2 separate regions of the Homo sapiens genome follow, and region 2 is linked to region 1. A link is an interaction called in ENCODE POLR2A ChIA-PET data of the cell type or tissue named here. Cell type or tissue: Panc1. All regions are shown on one strand. Links, peaks and the distances in the headings refer to the core of each region. The heading gives the core; the rest is flanking DNA.

Region 1 (11,528 bases), core at 3,431-11,430:
CCCGTCTCTACAAAAAAAATACAAAAATTGGGTGTGGTGGCGCACGCCTATAGTCGTAGCTACTCAGGAGGTAGAGGTGGGAGGATTGCTTGAGCCCAGTAGGTCAAGGCTAGAGTGAACCATGATCACGCCACTGCACTCCAGCTTGGATAACAGAGCAAGACTCTGTCTCAAAAAACAAAGAATCAATGGTAACACTGCAGTGTAGTGCCAGGGTAGCCAGCTTGGTCTAGAATAGGACTCACGATTCTTCACTGTCAGTAATGTGAAGCCAGAGTAACTCATCCATACCTCTTAGTGAAAACACCAGTTTTTTGAGACAACAGGGTCTTGCTCTGCCACCCAGGCTGGGGTGCAGTGACGCAATCTTAGCTCACTGCAGCCTCGAACCCCTGGGCTCAAGCAGTCCTCCCACCTCAGCCTCCTGAGTAGCTGGGACTGTAGGCATATGCCACCACACCCAGCTAATTTATTCCTTTTCTTGGGGGTAGAGACAGGGTCTTGCTGTGTTGCCCAGTCTGGGCACCTAACTCATTTTTACGCGTAATATGGGGGGTGGGTTTTGTTATTCCGAAGTTCCACAAATAATAAAATTACACAGAGGGAAGATAAGTTTTTCCTTATGGAAAAGAAACAATGTAGACCCTCATTGATCTTTTTTCTCTTGGTTTCCCTGACTTAATTTTTGAGTCTCTTATGACAAGATTTTATGCTTACCAAAATCACCTTTCCTTAGCATATATCAATTTTATTCTTGCAGTCTTTCGTAATTTCCTTTTTTGCACCCTTGACAGATCTGGCATGAAAGTAGTTTTTTTTTTTTTTTTTTTTTTTTTTTGAGACAGGGTCTCACTCTGTTAGCCAAGCTGGAGTGCAGTGGCACAATCTTGGCTTACTGCAATCTCCACTTCCCAGGCTAAGATGATCCTCCCAACTCAGCCTCCTGAATAGCTGGTACTACAGACACATGCCACTATGCCCAGCTAATTTTGGGGGGTTTTTTGTTTTGGGGGGTGTTTTTTGTAGAGATAGGGTTTTGCCATGCTGCCCAGGCTGGTCTCAAATTATTGAGCTCGAGCAATCCACCCACCTCAGCCTCAAAGTGCTGTGATTACTGGTGTGAGCCACCGTGCTCAGCTTTTTTTTTGGGAGACAATCGCTCTGTCACCTAGGCTGGAGTGCAGTGGCGCAGTCTTGGCTCTCTGCAACCTCTACCTCCTAGGTTCAAGCAATTATTGTGCCTCAGTCTCCCAAGTTCCTGGGATTACATGCATGTGCCACCATGCCCAGTTAATTTTTTTGTTTGTTTATTTTTAGTAGAGATGGGGTTTCGCCGTGTCGTTCAGGCTGGTCTCAAACTCCTGGCCTTAAATGATATACCTGCATCGGCCTCCCAAAGTGCTGGGATTATAGGCATGAGCCAGCATGCCCGGTCGAAAGTAACTTTTTTTCTTTTTTTCTTTTTTTTTTTTTTTTTTTTTTGAGACAGAGCTTCATTCTTTCACCCATGCTGGAGTACGGTGGCACAATCTCAGCTCACTACAACCTCCACCTTCTGGTTTCAAGCGATTCTCCTGCCTCAGCTTCCCAAGTAGCTGGGATTACAGGCGCCCACCACCATGCCCGGCTAATTTTTTGTATTTTTAGTAGAGACGGGGTTTCAGCATGTTAGCCAGGCTGGTCTCAAACTCCTGACCTCGTGATCCACCCACCTTAGCTTCCCAAAGTGCTAGGATTACAGGCATGAGCCACCGTGCCCAGCCCAAAAGTAGCTTTTTCAAAAAAAAGAATTGATGCATAATAGGTGTACATGGTTTAGGGATGCATGTGATAATCTAATATACATTTATATAATCTGTAAATATTAAATCAGTGTACTTGGAATATTCATCACTCTATGTGTTTATGCTAGAAACATTCAAATTATTCTCTTCTAGCTATTTTAAAATTTACAACAGGTTATTGTAAACTATAGTCACCCTACTGATCTACTAGGTCTTATTTCTTCTTTCAAACCATATATTTGTACCTGTTGATCAGCTTCTCTTCAACTCTCTACTCCCCTACTCTTCCCAGCCTCTGGTAACCACCATTCTACTCTCTCTCCATGAGATCTACTTTTTTTTTTAGCTCCCACATATGAGTGGGAACATGTGATATTTGTCTTTTTGTGCTTGGCTTACTTCACTTAGGGACTTCCAGTTCTAACCATGTGCTGCATGACAGAATTTCATTCTTTTTTGTGGCTATAATATTCCACTGGGTATATATACCACATCTTTTTTTTTTTTGAGAAGGAGTCTTGCTATGTCGCTCAGGCTGAGGTGCGGTAGTGCAATCTTGGCTCACCACAACCTCCACCTCCTGGGTTAAAGTGATTCTCCTGCCTTAGCCTCCTGAGTAGCTGGGATTACAGGCACACGCCACCACGCCCGGCTAATTTTTTTGTATTTTTTAGTGGAGACGGGGTTTTACCATGTTGGTCAGGCTGGTCTCAAACTCCTGACCTCATGAGCCACTGTGCCCAGCCACCACATCTTCTTTATTCATTCATCTGTTGGTGGGCACTTAGGTTGATTCTATATTTTGCCTATTGTGAACTGTGCAGCAATAAACATGGGAGTGCAGATACCTTTTCAAAAAGTAGCTTATTTTTACATGCTAATATTTTGGGGGATTTTTTTCCTTTTATTTTCTGAATTGTTTGTTAATTGTAGACATCATGATATTTTTCTCCTAAATATTTTAATATGTAGCTCTAAAAAATAAGGCCTTTTGTGTGTGTGTGTGTGTGTGTGTGTGTGTGTGTGTGTGTGTGGCCACAGTACCTTTGTTAAGATCTAATAGGCCGGCGCAGTGGCTCACGCCTGTACTCCCAGCACTTTGGGAGGCTGAGGCGGACGGATCACCTAAGGTCAGAAGTTCAAGACCAGCCTGGCCAACGTGGTGAAACCCTGTCTGTACTAAAAATACAAAAAATTAGTTGGGCATGGTGGTGCACACTTGTAATCCCAGCTGCTTGGGAAGCTGAGGCAGGAGAATTGCTTGAACCCGGGAGGCGGAGGTTGCAGTAAGCTGAGATCACACCATTGCACTACAGCTTGGGCAGCAAGAGTGAAACGCTGTCTCAAAAAAAAAAAAAGAGGGCCGGGCGCGGAGCCTCATGCATGTAATCCCAGCACTTTGGGAGGCCGAGGCGGGTGGATCACGAGGTCAGGATATCGAGACCATCCCAGACAACATGGTGAAACTCCATCTCTACTAAAATACAAAAAGTTAGCCGTGTGTGGTGGCACGCGCCTCTAATCCCAGCTATTCGGGAGGCTTAGGCAGGAGAATTACTTGAACCCGGGAGGCGAAGGTTGCAGTGAGCTGAGATCGCACCATTGCACTCCACCCTGGCGACAGAGCAAGACTCCGTCTCAAAAAAAAAAAAAAGATCTAACAGAATTAATCAGAAATCCTTAATAACATTCAATACCTACTTTATTTAAAAATTTTCTGAGTTGTCCCCAGAATATCAGTGGATCATTATATTTAATTGTGATAACAGTATCATCTTAATAACATTACAGGCCAAGGCATGGTGACTCATGCCTCTAATCCTAGCACTTTGGGAGGCCAAGGCGTGAGGATTGCTTGAGCCCAGGAGTTTGAGAACAGCCTGGCGAATATAGTGAGACCTTATCTCTCTCTGTTTTTGTATTTTTTTTTAATTAGCCAGGTGTGGTGGCTTGTGCCTGTAGCCCCAGCTGCTCAAGAGGCTGAGGTGGGAGGATTGTTTGAGCCCAGCAAGTCGAGCCAGCAGTGAGATATGATCACACCACTGCTCTCCAGCCTGGGTGACAGAGTAAGGCCCTATCTCAAAAAAAAAAAAAAAACCCAAAAAGTAGTATTACATTTTTATTCACACTTGTTTAAGAGCAGTGCAGTGACTTGAAGGAGCTTGTATGGCCCTAGGGTTCTTTTCATAAGTTTGTCTAATGCTGATTCTTAGTCTTTTTTGAGACAGAATCTCACCCTGTCACACAGGCTGGAATGCAGTGACGCAATCACAGCTCAGTGCAACTTAAGCCTCCTGGGTTCAGGCAGTTCTCCTGCCTCATCCTTCCAAGTAGCTGGGACTACAGGCATGTTGGCCAGGCTGGTCTCTAACTCCTAGCCTCAAGTGAGCCACCCGCTTTGGCCTCCCAGAGTGCTGGGATTACAGGCGTGAGCCACCGCACTCTGTCTGATTCATAGTCTTTTTTTTTTTCTTTTCTTTCTTTTTCTTTTTTTTTTTTTTTTTTTTTTTTTGAGATGGAGTTTCACTCTTGTCACCCAGGCTGGTGTGTGCAGTGGCACAGTCTCAGCTCACTGCAACCTCCGCGTCACAGGTTCAAGCAATTCTTCTGCCTCAGCCTCCCGAGTAGCTGGGATTACAGGCGTGCACCACCACACCCGGCTAATTTTTGTATTAGAGGCGGGGTTTCGCCATGTTGGCCAGGCTGGTCTTGAACTCCTGACTTCAGATGATCCGCCTGCCTCTGCCTCCCAAAGCTCTGAGATTACAGGCGTGAGCCAGTGCACCCGGCCCTGATTCATAGTCTTTTAATATTTATGTCTAATACAGAAATCTTAACCTGCTTGGTGGTGAGGTGTCCTGTGAGCCCCTTGAAATTACATATAAACTTTGCCTGTGTGTGTGCATTTTTCAAGGGAGAGGTTGCATAGCTTTTGTTAGTGTGAGATTTGGGACTAAAAAATGGTTAAGACTGTTAGTTATTATTCCTGTTTTCCATAGTGGCTATCTTAAGGTACATTTCTTCAAATATTCTTTTTTTTTTTTTTTTTTTTGAGACGGAGTCTCGCTCTTTTGCCCAGGCTGGAGTGCAGTGGTGCGATCTCGGCTCACTGCAAGCTCTGTCTCCTGGGTTCACGCCATTCTTCTGCCTCAGCCTCCCGAGTAGCTGGGACTACAGGCACCCACCACCACGCCCGGCTAATTTTTTTGCATTTTTAGTAGAGACGGGGTTTCATCGTGTTAGCCAGGATAGAATGGTCTCGATCTCCTGAACTCGTGATCCACCGGCCTCGGCCTCCCAAAGTGCTGGGATTACAGGCGTGAGCCACCACACCCGGCCCATTTCTTCAAATATTATAACATTTTTCTTCCTGGCATTGTTACCTCCACTTCCTGAGCATCTCATTAAAGGTAACAGATGTAGGTTATTCTAATCTTTCAAAAAATCTTGTGTTAGTGGAAAGGAGAAAGTTTGAGGAAGAAATAGGATTGAGAGAAGGATGCTTTAAGGAGCTTAACCATGTTTAGGAGTCGGAGCCTGTCGGGGTTGGGGAAGATTGAAGACAGGGAAAACAAATTGACAAAATCTTGGAATACATGGCATGATGAGGTTGGATGAGCCTTAGGAAGGTACAAGAGATCTATCCTTCCATAATTTGGAAAACAAGCAGCAGAAGTTACAGTTGTTCATGCCTATTTCCTCAAAGTAGGAGATTGTGTTAGGTGTTAAGGAGGGTGATGGTGCTCAGAGGGACAGTTAGGACAGCCACCATGGAGAATCAATTCATTTTCCCTCTTGAATCTTTTTCTGTATTAGCTCCTTCCCCTGTAGAACTGATGTGTCAAAGGTTACCAGAGATCTCTTAAATCCCCTTATATTTGAGTTCCTACCTCACTAGTTTTCTTGAGATAACACAATGTAAATCTTTTTTTTCTTTTTTTTGAGGGAGTTTCGCTCTTGTTGCCCAGGCTGGAGTGTAGTGGCGCCATCTTGGCTCACCGCAGCCTCTGCCTCCCAGCTTCAAGCGATTCTCTTGCCTCAGCCTCCCAAGTAGCTGGGACTACAGACATGCATTACTGTGCCCGGCTGATTTTGTATTTTTAGTAGAGACAGGGTTTCTCCATGTTGGTCAGGCTTGTCTTGAACTCCCAACCTCAGGTGATCCGCCTGCCTTGGCCTCCCAAAGTGTTGGGATTACAGGCATGAGCCACCGTGCCCAGCCAACACATGTAAATCTTAACCTGATGCTTGTACATTAGAAATTGCTTAATAAGTGTTTTTATTATTGATGTTGCATGACAGCTGTGAAAATAGAGCTGATAAATAGGTTATAGGAGAAAGAGTGAATGAGATTGCCCAGGGAAAACATAGACTAAGAAAGGCCTGGACAAAATATTGCTTAAAGGTGTTCTAGAAGAGAAAAATGAGAGAGGTAAACAAATCGGGGGGTGAGTGGAAAAGAGATAATATCGTTATGTTGCTAGTTAACTGTTTCCCAAACATGTGGTTAACTTTCATACCTACTTGCCTTTCCTCCTGCTTTTCTCTTGGTCCTCTCTCTGGCTGGCTGAGCCCCATTCTTTGACAATTCAGCTTTTATATGTTGTTATAGCTTTTCCTCATTCCTTTATGCAGAATTTCTTATTTATCCATGTCCTCATAGCACCTAATGTACCTGTAGACAGTGTTTCTAAATGGAGTTGCAGACCTCTTTGAGAATAAATATGAAATGTTTGAATCCTCTTCCTAGAAAAATCTACATTTTACTCTTTTGCAAATAATTTCAGAGAAAGCCTGGATTCCTAGAGGCCTGTTCCATAGACCCCAGATTAAGAACCCCTGGCTTTTGTTTGTTTGTTTTACTTTAAAAAATTACTTGGCTAGGCACAGTGGCTCATACCTGTAATTCTGGTACTTTGGGAGGCTGAGATGGGAGGATTGCTTGAGCTTGGGAGGTCAGGGTTGCAGTGAGCCATGATTGAGCCACTGCGCTCTAGCGTGCGAGACAGAACGAGACTCTGTCTCAAAACAAAAATCCAGGGTTCTCGGTAGTTAAAAAAAGAAAAAAGAATTATTTCAACTTTATTCATATTTCTTTGGCTGGGGTGTAGGGGGCTGGGGGCGGGGGGAGGTTAGACATTGTCCAGTAAATGCCCAAGGCTTTAAGCTTCCAGTTTTCATATTTGCAAAAACTTGAAACTAATTCCATTAAAGTGACAAAAATGTAAATAATCTCTCTCTTTTTGCCATACTGTATAATTAAAAATATGTAGCAGTTAAAAGTCTTACCAAAATTGGCCGGTGCACTGGCTCACACCTGTAATTCTAGCACTTTGGGAGACTGAAGTGGATTGACAAAAGGATTGCTTGAGGCCAGGAGTTTCCGACCAGCCTGGGCAACATGGCGAGACCCTGTCCCTACAAAAAAAAATTTTTTTTAATTACTTGGGCATGGTGGTGCACCACTGTAGTCCTAGCTACTTGGGAGGCTGAAACAGGAGGCTCGCTTGAGCTCAAAGGATAGTCCTAGCTACTCAGGAGGCTGCGGTGAGCTATGATCATGCTCCAGCCTGAGCAACAGTGAGATTCTGTCTCTTAAAAAAAAAAAAAAAAAAAAAAGCCCAGGCACGGTGGCTCACACCTATAATCCCAGCACTTTGGGAGGCTGGGACAGGTAGATCACCTGAGGTCAGGAGTTCGAGACCAACCTGGCCAACATGAAATTACCAAAAATTGTCTCAGAAGTTTGACAAAATTGTTCATTTGTGTCATAAAATTTTGTCAAAATTTTTTCTCATAAGCTTGACAAAATGGACAATTTCAAAGAGAGTAGGAGGTATTGGAGGCCAGCTGATTAGCAGTGGGAAATCATATGGGCTAGTACCAAGTTTTTGCCTTATTATAAGTATAGAGAAGTGACAGTTCCTACATGCAGTTTGAAATAATGGTGACAGAATGCAGGGTTTGGAATCCGAGATAGTGCCTAAATTTTGAGCTCAGGAAGAAATGGGGAAAGGAAAAAGGGAAACAGTGGTAAGACAGGAGGATGCTGAATTAGGTTAGAGTTGACGATAGAATAACCAATTTAAAATGTCTTATAGATAAAATCTAGAATGAAGCTTTGGTAAGAAGTCTGAGCTACGTACATAAGATTATCAGCAACATATATGTTAAGGTGGAGCCATTTAAAGAAAGAACAGAAGGGACCTATGATTTACTGATTGTTGAAAATCAAAATAAAGGAGGCAGAGAAAATAAAGATTGTGAGTCAGCAGGACTTTTGTCTTATTTTCAAGTGGATTTATTGATTACTTTTCTTCTTACAGCCAAGTGCAAGATCTGTGAATGGGCGTTTGAAAGTGAGCCACTATTTCTCCAGCATATGAAGGATACTCATAAGCCTGGAGAGATGCCTTATGTTTGCCAGGTATTGCCTTTTTCTCCAGGGAGTTTTAGCAGTTTTGCCCTCAGGAAGAATACAAAGAATTTACTAATGAATATTGTTGACCACCTACTGCATACACTCAGTTTAGGAACTCTGAGTAGGTACAGAAGAAATAGTAAACACAGTTTATCTTCAGGGTTTCCATGCAGGAGAAAAACATAAAAGAACATGTCCACAAGTAGACTAGCCGGGAACATGTGCATATTCTAAGGGAGTGTCTGTCTCCTGAACGTGCCCTTTGGAAATTGACAGAAAAGGCTTTATTTTTCTTAGTTAGAGAACATGGATTATTCTTAGACTTTCTGTCCCTTCCTATTTTTAAAGTAATAGCTAAACCTATCACAAACATAGCCCAGCATTACAAAGTCAGGAAAATAATTTGATTTCTATGCATTTGAGAAAACTTTTTTTTTTTAATTTAAAAATTTTTGTTGCTACCTTTTTTTTTAAGGCCTCTCAGTTGTTCACTTCATTCTTAGCCTTATTTTCCCTCCTATGTGACTCAGGTGTGTCAATATCGCTCCTCACTCTACTCTGAGGTAGATGTCCATTTTCGGATGATCCATGAGGATACCCGGCATCTGCTCTGCCCTTATTGCCTGAAGGTCTTCAAAAATGGCAATGCATTCCAACAGCATTACATGAGGCACCAGGTACTAGGCACCAAGCAATTCCCATATTCTCTTGTTTTTTTTTTTTTTAAACATGGATGCTGGGGCCAGGGCTGAGCTAGGCAAATAATTTGGGCAGAGATTATAATATGCATATGTTTGCAGAAATTTATTGAATTCACTTAATGTGCCATGTACTAGTCTAGATGCTAGAGATTTAGTAGTAAACAAGGCAAACAATACAATAAAACATGAAGAGTACTGTGTTGGGGAAATTATAGGATATAGAAAATCACATAGCTATTCTGGGTGCCTAGTAAGGCTTCCAGAAAGAAGTGTTGTTCAATACCTGAGGGATGAATAAGAATGAGCCAGATGAAATAAGACGAAGAACAGTGTGCCCAAGGCACAAAGCAAAATTGTGGAGGTTCAAGAAATTGAGAGAGATTCAGTGTAGGGTGTAAGAGACAGAGGGGTTGGAAGTTAGGCAGGGACAGATCATGGAGGATCTTTTAAGCCATGAAAAGAATTCACTGGGAAGCCACTAAAGGGGTTTTAAGCCCTGGAGTGATGTGTTCAGCTTTAGTTAAGGCTTTATACTGCCTGCACTGCAGAGAATGGATTAAAGGAGATTGAGACTACAGTTAGGGAAACTAGCTAGAAGGCCTTTTTCAGTAGTTTAGGTGAGAGATGATAGTGGCTATTGGCTTTTGAAATAAAAAGAGGGTAGAGTTGAGAGATATTCAGAAGATTTGTGATATTTATGATGTAGAGATGGATTAGGTGAAGGTAGCAATGCAGTAGTTAAGAATAGTGCCTAAGATTCTGTCTTGGGCAGTTGGGTGAATGAGGGAACTATTTGCTGAAATAGAAACAATAGAGAAAGTATATTTGTGAGGGGGGAGATCATGAGCTTGGATATTGTAAGTTAGCAGTATCTGTGGATGTCAAGTGTAGCTGTTGGATAATAGATCTCAAGCCTGTGAGAGAACTCTGGGTTGTAGAAAAGATTTAGGAATCAGCGTTATATAAATCCTATAGATTTTAAACTTAAATACCATGGGCCCCCCAACCCTGTTGAGAATAAGAGAAGGCTTAGGATATTTGAAGTCCCTTATCTATAAAGCAACCACCATAGTACTAGGAGGAAAACCAGAAGAGTCTTAACCTTAAGGAAACTGGGGAGAAGAAAGTGTTTTAAAGAAAAGGGTGTGATCAAAATGTCATATGTTACAGGAAGGTGTCAAGCAACATAGAGACTTAGAAACAGGCCTTTAATTTAGCAACATTGATGAGAGCCATTTTGTTGGTTGGTAGGGTGGAAGTCACATTTCAGCAGAACAAATGAATGAGAGGTAAGGAAATGAAGACGATGTATTTAAAGAAGTTTATTTATAAAAAGGGAGGACCCAGGGTAGGTAAATCCAGAGGAAGAAGTGGCAAAGAAGAGTTTTTTATTGCTTTTATTTTCCTTATAAGATGAAAAGCTATGACTTCGTTTTAAAATACTACAAGAAGAGAGCCACTAGAGGAGAGTGAAAGGTATATAGTATATAAGAGAGGATTCAAAATGGAGAATAAGATGAGTGCATGTGTGCTTAATAGTCACATACATATGCACACAAACATATGTACCCTATTACACTCATAGTCTCCTTTGCACAGTAGTGACTGCTGATTGTCTACCACAACTGTATTTCCAAATAGGGGCATGGAAATTGTCTCTTAGCCTAAGCTTACAGAGCTTTGTTATCCTACTAAAGAAAATCATAGACATGGGTTCTATTTTTGAAGGACTTCAATACTAGGCAGACTGAATCCTCAAAGTGGTCTCACCAGGAGACATATCTGTATATACTGATGTGTTAAGTGAGAAAACAGCAAGGTATAGACAAGTGCTATCATTTGTGTTAAAAGGAGAAAAAGAAGAGGGCTGAGGTGGGAGGATCACTTGAGCCCAGGAGGTGGAGTCCAGCCTGGGCAACATGGTGAGACAACATCTCTACAAAAAGGAAAGGGAAAAAAGTAAGGGCCAGGCACAGTGATGCACGCCTGTAATCCCAACACTTTGGGAGGCCAAGGCAGGTAGATCACTTGAACCCAGGAGTTGAAGACCAGCCTGGGCAACATGGTGACACCCCGTCTCTACAAAAAAATACAAAAAGTAGCCGGGCGTGGTGGCACGTGCCTGTAGTCCCAGCTACTTGGGACGTGCAGTGAGCTATGAACATGCCACTGCACTCCAGCCTGGGCTACAGAGAGAGACCCTGTCTCAAAAAAAGGGGGCGAGGCAGGTAATGATTGGATATGAATGTATTTGTGATACAGTTATATGTGTAGACTGCCCACGAAAGCATACTCAGGAAACTGGTAATAAGTTGTTTGTATGGAAGGGGACTGAGTGTTGGAGTTGAAAGCAAAGTTGGAAGAGTATAGAAAAAAAAGTATGACTTTAGTTTACTATGTACATTGTCCTTTTTTAAAAAAAGAAGAATGAAGAATGTCCAGAAGAATGTCCAGTTGTCAGCAGTGTAAAGATATAATACAAATAAAGGTTACATCACTCATTCAAATTGTTAAAACAAGTCAGGAAAGGATGATTTGAGAACTTAGTCATCCTGGACTAGAATCCATCTTTCTTTGATATCATGGGAGGTGATGATTCTCAATGGTAGGTTTTGTGGTCAT
Region 2 (11,528 bases), core at 3,529-11,528, 240 kb after region 1:
GTCCTGCAGACACTAAAATGTGATAGTTTCATACAAGAGGAGGAGCTTTGAAAAGAGCCTGGAAGTGACCAACGAGTTGGAGAAACCCAGGAGAGTTTGTGTTAAAAATGCCAGGAAAGAGAATGTCTCAAGAGAGTAATTGCTGCTGAGACGATGATTAGTAGAACTGAGAAGTGCCCATTGGTTTTGGTGAGATAGAGGTCAGACATTACCTTAGCACTTTTTGGGGACCAAGTCGAATCAAAGTATATTGGGGAGCAAAACTTTTCAAGCTTGGCCATGAAGGGTAGAAGAGGGAATGGAAGCTACAGAGGGGTGTGAGATTAAGGTAAAGTTGTTTTTATTTTATTCGAAGATATTAGAAATTATGTCTTTCATGAGAAAGAACTGAGTTTAAAGAAAGAGAAGAAAAAACGGTTATTAATAGTGTAGGTTTTTGGAGATGGGAGGCAAGGCTGGGAACCAGAGCAGCATGGTGGAGGAATTGGCTTCAGATGGGGGAAGGGAGAAAGAAAGTGTGGTGGCCGGGCGCCGTGGCTCACACCTGTAATCCCAGCACTTTGGAAGGCTGCGGCGGGTGGATCATCTGAGGTCAGGAGTTCGAGACCAGCCTGACCAACATGGAGAAACCCTGTCTCTACTAAAAATACAAAATATTAGCTGAGTGTGGTGGCACATGCCTGTAATCCCAGCTACTTGGGAGGCTGAGGCAGGAGAATCACTTGAACCCGGGAGGCGGGGGTTGCGGTGAGCCGAGATCGTGCCATTGCACTCCAGCCTGGGTAACAAGAGTGAAACTCTGTCTCAAAAAAAAAGAAAGAAAGTGTGGCTTAGCTGAGTGCAGTGGCTCATGCCTGTAATCCCAGCACTTTGGGAGGCCAAGGAAGGAGGATCGCTTGAGCCCAGGAGTTCAAGACCAGCCTGGGCAACATAGTGAGACCCTGTCTCTGTTTAAAAATGTGGCTTACAGTTGTAGGTTTGTAATCCAGAGGGAGGGCATGGCGGAGGTTCTCACCTGATGTCTTTTTCATTATGCAGCACCATCTGTCAAACATTAAGGATACAGCTGGAAGCTTGAGGAGACTGAGGAGCATTTAAATAGTTATTGATGTGGGATATTGAGCAGTATTGAGGGACCTGCTGAAGGCTAGGACCATGAATTTATGGTGGTTCCAGTCTGTGCTGTTATTTTTCTCCAGTAGCACTCAGCAGTCCAGATCAGGGCAAGGGAATTATTGACAGGAGAGTGACTGAAGTGATTGAAATGATACAGTGAGCAACCTAAGCATGATTTAAAAAGGAAAATGTGACTGGGCGCGGTGGCTCACATCTGTAATCCCAGCACTTTGGGAGGCCGAGGCAGGCGGATCACAAGGTAAGGAGTTCGAGACCAGCCTGGCCAACATGGTGAAACCCCGTCTCTACTAAACATACAAAAAATTAGCCAGGCATGGTGGTGCGTGCCTGTAGTCCTGGCTACTCGGGGGGCTGAGAATCACTGAGGAGAATCACTTGAACCCGGGAGGCGGAGGTTGCAGTGAGTGGAGATCGTGTCGCTACACTCCAGCCTGGGCAACAGAGTGAGACTCAAAAAAAAAAAAAAAGTAAAGTGACATGGAAAAGAAGGTTGTTAGAGATGAGGTGATAAACTGTGGCCATGCAGTGTTGAAGGGGCTACCCATGTGCACTTCGAAGTCACCAGGGTGACCCTAAGATGATGGGAATTGGGGTAGAGACGAAGAGTGGAAACCACTGCCAAAGTCTTCAGTGAATGAAGGAGTGACCATGACTAGGAAGGAGAGAAGTTAATCTAGACTCTTGGCACAGGTCTCAAAAGAGAAGGGAGTTTGCTGGTAGGCAGAAAAGCAGTGCTCTGAAAGCTACAGGGTGGGGCCCAGTAGGACATAGGTATATCCTGTAGGGATGTAAGAGAATGAGCAACCTCCACCAGAGGTCTGCAGAGAGGAGTGGTGGCCTCAGTGAATGACCAGGTTTCTGTTAAGGCAAGTCATGGAAGGAATGCTGAGTGAGGAGCTTGAGGATATAGATGAGTTGGCAGATTACAGAGCACGAGTTCCAGAGGGTGTAGGCAAGTGTTTGAAAGTAGAGGGGTTGGGCCAGGCGTGGTGGCTCACGCCTGTAATCCCAGCACTTTGGGAGGCTGAGGTGGGCGGATCACGAGGTCAGGAGTTCCAGACCATCCTGGTCAACATGGTGAAACCCCGTCTCTACTAAAAATACAAATATTAGCTGGGCATGGTGGCACGTGCCTATAGTCCCTGCTACTCAGGAGGCTGAGGCAGGAGAATTGCTTGAACCTGGGAGGGGGAGGTTGCAGGGAGCCGAGATTGTGCCACTGTACTCCAACCTGGCGACAGAGCAAGACTCTGTCTCAAAAAAGAAAAAGAAAGTAAAGGGGTTGAGGCGTTGGAAGACTGGCTCAAAGGAGAGAAAGCAGTATTATCAAACAGTTCAAGTGCAAGAGAGGTTCAATCATTGGAAGGGTTTCCAGAGTACTCTTTTTTTTTTTTTGAGACGGAGTCTTGCTCTGTCACCCAGGCTGGAGTGCGATGGCACAATCTCAGCTCACTGCAACCTCCGCCTCCCAGGTTCAAGTGATTGTCCTGCCTCAGCCTCCCGAGTAGCTGAGATTACAGGTGCAAGCCACCACGCCCAGCTAATTTTTGTATTATTAGTAGAGACAGGGTCTCACCATGTTGACCAGGTCTGTCTCAAACTCCTGACCTCAGGTGATCCACCCGCCTAGGCCTCCCAAAGTGCTGTAATTACAGGCATGAGCCACCGCACCTGGCCTCCAGAGTACTCTTTTATGGTCAGACTTTAGGGAATTGTGTTCATCATAACCATATTTAAGGACACAGAAATCTGGAGTTCATTCAGAGGAAGGGGACGAGGAATATTTTGATTCATTTTTTTTCGTATGTTTGTTTTGTCTTTGGAGATGGAGTTTCACTCTTGTTTCCCAGGCTACAGTGCGATGGTATGATCTTGGCGCACCGCAACCTCCGCCTCCCAGGTTCAAGCAATTCTCCTGCCTCAGCCTCCCGGTAGCTGGGATTATAGGCATACACCACCACATCTGGCTCATTTGGTATTTTTAGTAGAGACGGGGTTTCTCCAAGTTGGTCAGGCTGGTCTCAAACTCCCGACCTCAGGTGCTCTGCCCACCTCAGCCTCCCAAAGTGCTGGGATTACAGGCGTGAGCCACCGTGCATGGTGATTCTTTTTTTTGAGACGGAGTCTCACTCTTTTGCCCAGGCTGGAGTGCAGTGGCGCGATCTCAGCTCACTGCAAGCTCTGCCTCCTGGGTTCACGCCATTCTCCTGCCCCAGCCTCCCGAGTAGCTGGGACTACAGGTGCTCACCACCACGTCCAGCTAATTTTTTGTATTTTTAGTAGAGACAGGGTTTCTCTATGTTGGCCAAGATGGTCTTGATCTCCTGACCTCATGATCCGCACACCTTGGCCTCCCAAAGTGCTGGGGTTACAGGTGTGAGCCACCAAAAAAAGCCCAGCCCTTTTTTTTAAATTTTTAAAATTATTTATTTTTTTGAGACAGAGTTTCGCTCTTATTGCCCGCGTTGGAGTGCAATAATGCAATCTCACTTCAACCTCTGCCTCCCAGGTTCAAGCAATTCTTCTGTCTCAGCCTCCCAAGTAGCTGGGATTATAGTCATGTGCTACCACGCCCGGATAGTTTTTGTATTTTTAGTAGAGACGGGGTTTCACCATGTTGGTCAGGCTGGTCTTGAACTCCTTTCCTTAGGTGATCCACCCACCTCGGCCTCCCAAAGTGCTGGGATTACAGGCATGAGCCACTGTGCCCAGCCTTGATTCATTTATTCATTAACAAATATTTAATGAGTGCCTGTAATGTGGAAAATGCTGTATCACCCTGATAATATTTAGGCAATATGAGTTATAGTCACTGCCCTTAAGGAGGAGACATATATACCAATAGTGCATCGCCATGGAGCAGTATCACGGAGACCAGGCAGGTAACATGAAGTGTGCAGCCAGCCAGAGGGATGGTGGTGAACTGGAGAGGAGTGCCTGAAAGGAGGAACAGTTACTCAGCTCAGCTAATTGTTCCCCTGTAAGAATGCAGACCCAGGGTTGCGAGATTTTCTTGTTGTTTAAGAGCGACCAGAAATCTCTATATTTAAATATAATTTCCTACCTTACTAATTTTTTTTTTGGAGATATGATCTCACTCTGCTGCCTAGGCTGGAGTGCAATGTGGTGCCATCTCAGCTCACTGCAACCTCCACCTCCCTGGCTCAAGCGATCCTTCCACCTCAGCTTCCCAAGTAGCTGGGATTACAGGCGTGTGCCAGCACACCCAGCTGTAGGAGTGAATTGACAGGGCATTTGTAGAGGAGATTTTGGTATCTGGGAAAGCAAATAAGCTCCTCATCAAAGGGTACCTTCCAACTCTGAGGTACTATAGAGGGCCCAGGTGTACTTGAGAAATGAGCAGAGAGGATGTCAAGAAAAAACTTATAAGCAGAAAACTTACAAAATGGGAGGTGCCAGACGGCCTTAGGGGACTTCCATAGTTGTCTCTGGTAGTTGGCAGTGACTAGATAGCCAGGAAGATAATTGAGAGATCGTGGGACAGTACTGGGATATGGGAAAAAGGGACATTCTGATCATCCCCTCATTTCTTCCTTTGACCCTAAAGAGACATATGAGCGGCTCGAGGCTGATAAAAAGAAGCAGGTTCATAAGAAGCGGAAGTGCCCCGGGCCCATAATCACCTATCATTCAGTGACAGTGCCACTTGTTGGGGAGCCAGGCCCCAAGGAAGAGAACGTTGACATAGAAGGGTGAGTGAATCTCAAGAGGAAAAGAGATTGTGTGTTCAGCTCATGTTCTCTTGGCCCCATTTTGCTTGCTTTTCTCACACAGCTCTCCTTAACACTTGGAGATTTCTTTCAGATTCCTAACTCCCTTCAGCTCAATTTCTTTTTCTTTTTTTTTTTTTGAGACATGATGCTGCTCTGTCACCTAGGCTGGAATGCAGTGGTGCAGTCTCGGCTCACTGCAACCTCCACCTCCTGTGCTCAGGCGATCCTCCCACCTTAGCCTCCCAAGTAGCTGGGAGTACAGCCACACATGCTAATTTTTGTATTTTTTGTAGAGACGGTTTCGCTGTGTTGCCCAGACTCCTGGGTTAAAGTAATCGTCCCGCTTCATCTTCCTAAAATACTGGGATTACAGGTGTGAGCCACCGCGCCCAGCCCAGCTTATTTCTTTCTTATTCCTTTTTCTTTTAGCTTCTCTGTTCTTCTCTTTCCTGTTTTTCCTTCTAGCCTAGCTTTCTTTTCCCATCAGTCACTTAGTACGTTCCTCAGAATGTTCCCAACACCCTGCCTCCTTTTTCTCTTTCCTCATCTCTCTGATTTCCTTCTTTCTTTCTTTTCTTTTTTTTTTTTTTTTGAGATGGAGTCTCGCTGCTCTGTCACCCAGGCTGGAGTGTAATGGCACGATCTTGGTTCCATGCAACCTCCGCCTCCTGGCTTCAAGTGATTCTCCTGCCTCAACCTCCTGAGTAGCTGTGATTACAGGCATCCGCCACCACGCCCGGCTAATTTTTGTATTTTTAGTAGAGACAGGGTTTCACCTTGTTAGTCAGGCTGGTCTCGAACTCCTGACCTCGTCATCTGCCTGCCTCAGCCTCCCAAAGTGCTGGAATTACAGGTGTGAGCCACTGCACCCAGCCTGATTTCCTTCTTTCTGTATCTGTTGTCTTCTCTCCTCAGCTCTTTGTGTTTTTCCTTGTCTTTTGTCCTCAGACTTGATCCTGCTCCCTCGGTGTCTGCATTGACTCCTCATGCTGGGACTGGACCCGTCAACCCCCCTGCTCGCTGCTCACGTACCTTCATCACTTTTAGTGATGATGCAACTTTCGAGGAATGGTTCCCCCAAGGGCGGCCCCCAAAAGTCCCTGTTCGTGAGGTCTGTCCAGTGACCCATCGTCCAGCCCTATACCGGGACCCTGTTACAGACATACCCTATGCCACTGCTCGAGCCTTCAAGATCATTCGTGAGGCTTACAAGAAGTACATTACTGCCCATGGACTGCCGCCCACTGCCTCAGCCCTGGGCCCCGGCCCGCCACCTCCTGAGCCCCTCCCTGGCTCTGGGCCCCGAGCCTTGCGCCAGAAAATTGTCATTAAATGAAGAGATGTCTAGTCCTCAGAAACTTCTTTCCTGCCCTGATTGGGGCTCTTGCTGTTCCGTTTCTTCTCCCTGCTTCTCCCCTTTGTCATCTCTGATCTTTGCCTAATCTGTTTCTTTTTCCTTTTCCCCTAGTTCTTACAGGTTTCGTTGTGTTTTTTAATCTAATAAAATAGAAAGATCCCTTTTGTCTGGTGTCCAGTCTAGGGTTGGGAGCAAGAAGTATTTGAATACCTGCATATATTTGGGTCTTTATTCGATAGCATTTATTATGAGCTGTCCTTTCTAAATTGTATTCATTCCTCCAACTAAATTATAAACATCTGAAAATTGCACACCAAAACACATCCTTGTATTGACCTTCCTATCACTTTACACTCACTGTTTTGAATACAGCAGGCACCAAATAAGGAGGAACTGGCTGATTCTAGTCGAACTCATATGTCTCAGACTGGGGCTTGTATGAAGGGAAGTGGAAGAGATGCCATGGCTGTTAATGACCACTAGAGGCTCTCAGGGCTGGGCAGGGTATGGGGGCTGTGTATATGTGATCTCCCACTACCCCCCACCTGGCCAGAGCTAAAATAATAAAATGCTGAGCTCACTGTTCCCCCACCCTCTCCCCCGGCACCGGGCTCCTCCTGCTGCTGGGACAGTGCTCTAGTAGAACAGACAGACCTACTGACACAGGGGAGGTGAGAAGGGAGGTGACCACCAGGACTGGTAGGTGGGGAAGACAGGGGGCTTATGGATGAGAGCCCGGTGGGAGATGGGAGGAGAAGAGTGGCTCCTATGGGGAATGATGTGGAGTGTGTCCCTGTCTCTGTCACTCAGTGTATATTTCTGCCACTGTGCCGTCCTACCCCTTAACTGTGTATAGTTTACATTGTCGATGTGTCTCACATACTTTCTGGATCTTTCATATTCAGCATGGTGTGTATGCATAGCTCCTTATGCGTATCTTATATTGTACAAAATTGTGCGAGTTTAATATTCCCACTGTTTTTAAAGAAACTTTACCCTATTTACACCCATTGGTCTGGTGTCACCTTCCTGTCCAAAGCAAGGGACAGATTATGGGGACTCACAGAGGCCTTACTACCCTTCCCCCAACCTGGAAGTCCCCCAACTGCTCCGAGCCCTTGCTTTCCCTTAAGACTTCAAATTTTAGCAAACACAGAAAGTGAAATCTTGATCCCCCACAATAAAAGGGAAATGAGGATGGGGTAAGAGACTCTCTCTTCCCCTTACACCTCATTGTCCTTGGTTTTTTTATCCGGTTTAGGAAAAAGCCTGGATTATGAGGAGGAGAGGAGGAATTTCCCTGAAGCTCTCTATTCCCCCACCCCTCATCCCCTTTCAATAGGAACTGGGCATAGGACCAGCTGTGTTGGCAGGGCTTCCAGCAGCTGTGTTAGGGCGAAGGCACTGACAAGTGAGGTTATAGGGGAGGGGTGCTGCCAGGATTTCTCTGTCATACCGTGGGAAGACAAACCCAGCTTAGATGTCTGGGATCCCCATCCAGAGTGGCTGGAAGCTGGGGAAGCAGAAAGGAGACTCTAGTTCTAACTCTAAACAACCTAATCTTCCCCACTTCCCATCCTCAACTAGACTTCTAATCTCCAAGAAATCCAATCCAATGTTCTGCCCCCCTGGCTGGTCTCTTTGTGTCCCTGCTGTGTCCCTGTCCATCTTACCATTGTCCATCCTTTTGTCCCATGTTGCCCAGGCTCTGTGAGTACCACACAGTGGGGAGGGGGTGGGGGCCACCATGTCATCATATCAGAAGGAACTGGAGAAATACAGAGACATAGATGAAGATGAGATCCTAAGGACCTTGAGCCCCGAGGAGCTAGAGCAGCTGGACTGCGAACTACAGGAGATGGATCCTGAGGTAGGGGCTCCAGCACAGGGAACCAGAGGCAGTCCCAGGCATTTGGGAAGGGTGTTGGGCTCTGGGTGGCTGAGAATAGGGTTTGCTACAGGACCTAGGGTCCTAAGAAGGCCAGGGGAAAGGTGTCCGGTGATGTTTTAGGGAGCCCTAGCAGTACCTAGGTCAGAGGGGAGGTCTGACTTGCTCCCCAAAACTCATCCCTAAGAACATGCTCCTGCCAGCTGGACTAAGACAACGTGACCAGACAAAGAAGAGCCCAACGGGGCCACTGGACCGAGAGGCCCTTTTGCAGTACTTGGAGCAACAGGCACTAGAAGTCAAAGAGCGTGATGACTTGGTGCCCTTCACAGGCGAGAAGAAGGGTATGGGGACCCTGACATCCATGCCTCGTAGAACCCAAGTGGCTGTGCTGTCTCTCACTCGTCCCCACTCCAGTTTCCCTCTCACCTTCCAGCTCCTAGTTGCCTAGGGACTCAGATGCCCTGACACTTAAATGCGAGCTTGCACTCTTCAGTTCTTTTTTTTTTCTTTTTGTTTGAGACGGAGTCTCACTCTGTTGCCCAGGCTGGAGTGCAGTGGTGCAGTCTCGGCTCACTGCAAGCTCCACCTCCCGGGTTCACGCCATTCTCCTGCCTCAGCCCCCCGAGTAGCTGGGACTACAGGCGCCCACCACCACGCCCGGCTAATTTTTTAGTATTTTTAGTAGAGATGGGGTTTCACTGTGTTAGCCAGGATGGTCTCGATCTCCTGACCTCGTGATCTGCCCGCCTTAGCCTCCCAAAGTGCTGGGATTACAGGCATGAGCCACCGTGCCCGGCCGCTAATTTTTTGTATTTTTAGTAGAGATGGGGTTTCACCATGTTAGCCAGGATGGTCTCGATCTCCTGACCTCATGATCCACCCGCCTCGGCCTCCCCAAGTGCTGGGATTACAGGCGTGAGCCACAGCGCCCAGCCCCGCACTCTTCAGTTCTTGAGAGATCAGGGGGCTAAGGACTCTTGAGTTTGTAGAGGACTCAGGCTTTCCAGTGTCCCTTCGTGACGCAGCATTCTACCTCCTGGAGGAGGAAGGAAACCTGGAGGCCAGGATCTTGGGAGAAATTACCTCTACCTGAGCCATCCTTCATCTCCCCATCAGGGAAACCCTATATTCAGCCCAAGAGGGAAATCCCAGCAGAGGAGCAGATCACCCTGGAGCCTGAGCTGGAGGAGGCACTGGCACATGCCACAGATGCTGAAATGTGTGACATTGCAGGTGGGTAGCTGTGGGAAGTTGAGGGTGAGAGGATCAGGGGCAGGTGGATTCTAGCCATGACATGGGACTAGTGAGGAAGGCCCTCAACCAGAATGTGGATGTCTAAGAAAGCGTCAAGCAGTAGTTTCAAGCTTTTCTTGTTTGTTTATATATTTATTCATTTTTAAATTTAATAACACCTCAAGAGCAATTTTACAGGGATTGTAAGAGCAAATAAAAGTGGAATCATTGGGCCAGGCACCATGACTCACACCTGTAACCTCAGCACTTGGGAGGCCTGAGTGCACTTGGGAGCACTCAGGATTGCCTGAGCTCGGGAGTTCAAGACCAGCCTGGGCAACATAGTGAAACCCCGTCTCTACTAAAATACAAAAAACTGGCCGGGTGCGGTGGCTCACACCTGTAATCCCAACACTTTGGGAGGCCGAGGCGGGTGGATCACGAGGTCAGGAGATCGAGAACATCCTGGCTAACACGGTGAAACCCCGTCACTACTAAAAATACAAAAAATTAGCTGGGTGTGGTGGTGGGCGCCTGTAGTCCCAGCTACTCGGGAGGCTGAGGCAGGAGAATGGTGTGAACCCAGGAGGCCGAGCTTGCAGTGAGCCAAGATAGTGCCACTGCACTCCAGCCTGGGCAACAGAGCGAGACTCCGTCTCAAAAAACAAAAAACAAAAACAAAAACAACAACAAAAAAAATTAGCCAGGCATGGCAGCATGCACCTGTAATCCCAGTTACTTGGGAGGCTGAGGCAGAAGAATTGCTTGAACCCGGGAGGTGGAGGTGGCAGTGAGCCAAGATCGCACCACTGCACTCCAGCCTGGGGGACAGAGTGAGACTCCGTCTCGGGGGGAAAAAAAGTGGAACCATTCTGGCTGAAAGAGGAGAGTCTCTACAGACTCCTTTATCCTCTAGTGGCTCATAAGGGACCTTCCCTTAGCCCTTTCTCAATGTTTTAGAAACTACTGCCTTAAGAAGTTTATGGAAAGGACCCCTGGGGCTGAAAGAGGGTGGGAAACTTCTTTGGCAAAGTGTAAGTGGTCAGGCTTTACAAATGCAACAGATTCAGAAATAGGTAGGAGGGAGGCTTGGAACAGGTTCCTTCTCATTCCCTGTGACTCCTCTTCTTACCCTCTCCAGCAATTCTGGACATGTACACACTGATGAGTAACAAGCAATACTATGATGCCCTCTGCAGTGGAGAAATCTGCAACACTGAAGGCATTAGCAGTGAGTGTGTTTGGGGAGCATGGTCCCCAGGGCTCTGGGCAGGCAGTCCTAGTGTCTGGGAGAAGGTAGAAAAGGGTGAAATTGATGATTCTGGGAGAGGACATGCTGCATGAGTGATAAGAAAACCTGTGGAGTGCCAGGTGAGGTGGCTCATGCCTGTAATCCCAGCATTTAGGGAGGCCGAGGCAGGTGGATCACCTGAGGTCAGGAGTTCAAGACCAGCCTGGCCAACATAGTGAAACCTTGTCTCTACTAAAACTACAAAAATTAGCTGGTTGCATGCCTGTAATCCCAGATATTATACTTGGGAAGCAGAGGCACAAGAATTTCTTGAACCCGGGAGGTCAAGGCTGCTGTGAGTTGAGATTGTGCCACTGCATTCCAGCCTAGGTGGATAGAGCGAGACTCCATCTCAAAAAAAAAAAAAAAGAAAAGAAAAGAAAACCAATGGGGAGGAGATTATGGGGAACATGTTGGGGTTCCCTTCCTGCCCTCATTCACCAGGTGTGGTACAGCCTGACAAGTATAAGCCAGTGCCGGATGAACCCCCAAATCCCACAAACATTGAGGAGATACTAAAGAGGGTCCGAAGCAATGACAAGGAGCTGGAGGAGGTGAACTTGAATAATATACAGGTATTTGACTTGCATCCTCCAAACCATAACACCGGATAACCACTGACATCCGAGAGTCCCTTAGCCCACCATCTCCTATTCCCCTCCGATAGGACATCCCAATACCCATGCTAAGTGAGCTGTGTGAGGCAATGAAGGCAAATACCTATGTGCGGAGCTTCAGTCTGGTAGCCACGAGGAGTGGTGACCCCATTGCCAATGTAAGGCTAGTTGACATCCCCAGCCCTCTCCCCACATCTTACATGCACCTGTTGCATGGCTGTCATAAAGGGTTTTGCTAGGGAGTGCTATTCTCATCATGCCTTCTTAG

Evidence for each region. Peaks named below come from ENCODE experiments on the same cell type or tissue, not always from the same donor. Only the 100,000 strongest peaks of a DNase experiment are listed, where the experiment ranks them.
Region 2: POLR2A ChIA-PET joins it to region 1 with 15 read pairs; 5 of 35 experiments call an interaction of 5 or more read pairs at or near these places.

The regions. Positions count from the first base shown.
Region 1 is chr1:151,408,979-151,420,506 of GRCh38, reverse strand. POGZ (pogo transposable element derived with ZNF domain) reads left to right here. Exons shown (of 19, transcript NM_015100.4): 11 at 8,111-8,211; 12 at 8,736-8,882. Among named protein-coding and RNA genes, the nearest start is that of PSMB4, 15 kb to the right of the region's middle. In Panc1, for the core only: no CTCF peak of the experiment used is centred there; no DNase peak of the experiment used is centred there.
Region 2 is chr1:151,171,323-151,182,850 of GRCh38, reverse strand. TMOD4 (tropomodulin 4) reads left to right here and starts at 6,870. Exons shown (of 10, transcript NM_013353.3): 1 at 6,870-6,927; 2 at 7,934-8,098; 3 at 8,304-8,460; 4 at 9,236-9,352; 5 at 10,494-10,583; 6 at 11,088-11,218; 7 at 11,311-11,418. The coding sequence starts at 7,976. It overlaps VPS72 (vacuolar protein sorting 72 homolog), which reads left to right. Exons shown (of 6, transcript NM_005997.3): 5 at 4,706-4,850; 6 at 5,820-6,547. The coding sequence ends at 6,207. In Panc1, for the core only: a CTCF peak has its summit at 6,733; no DNase peak of the experiment used is centred there.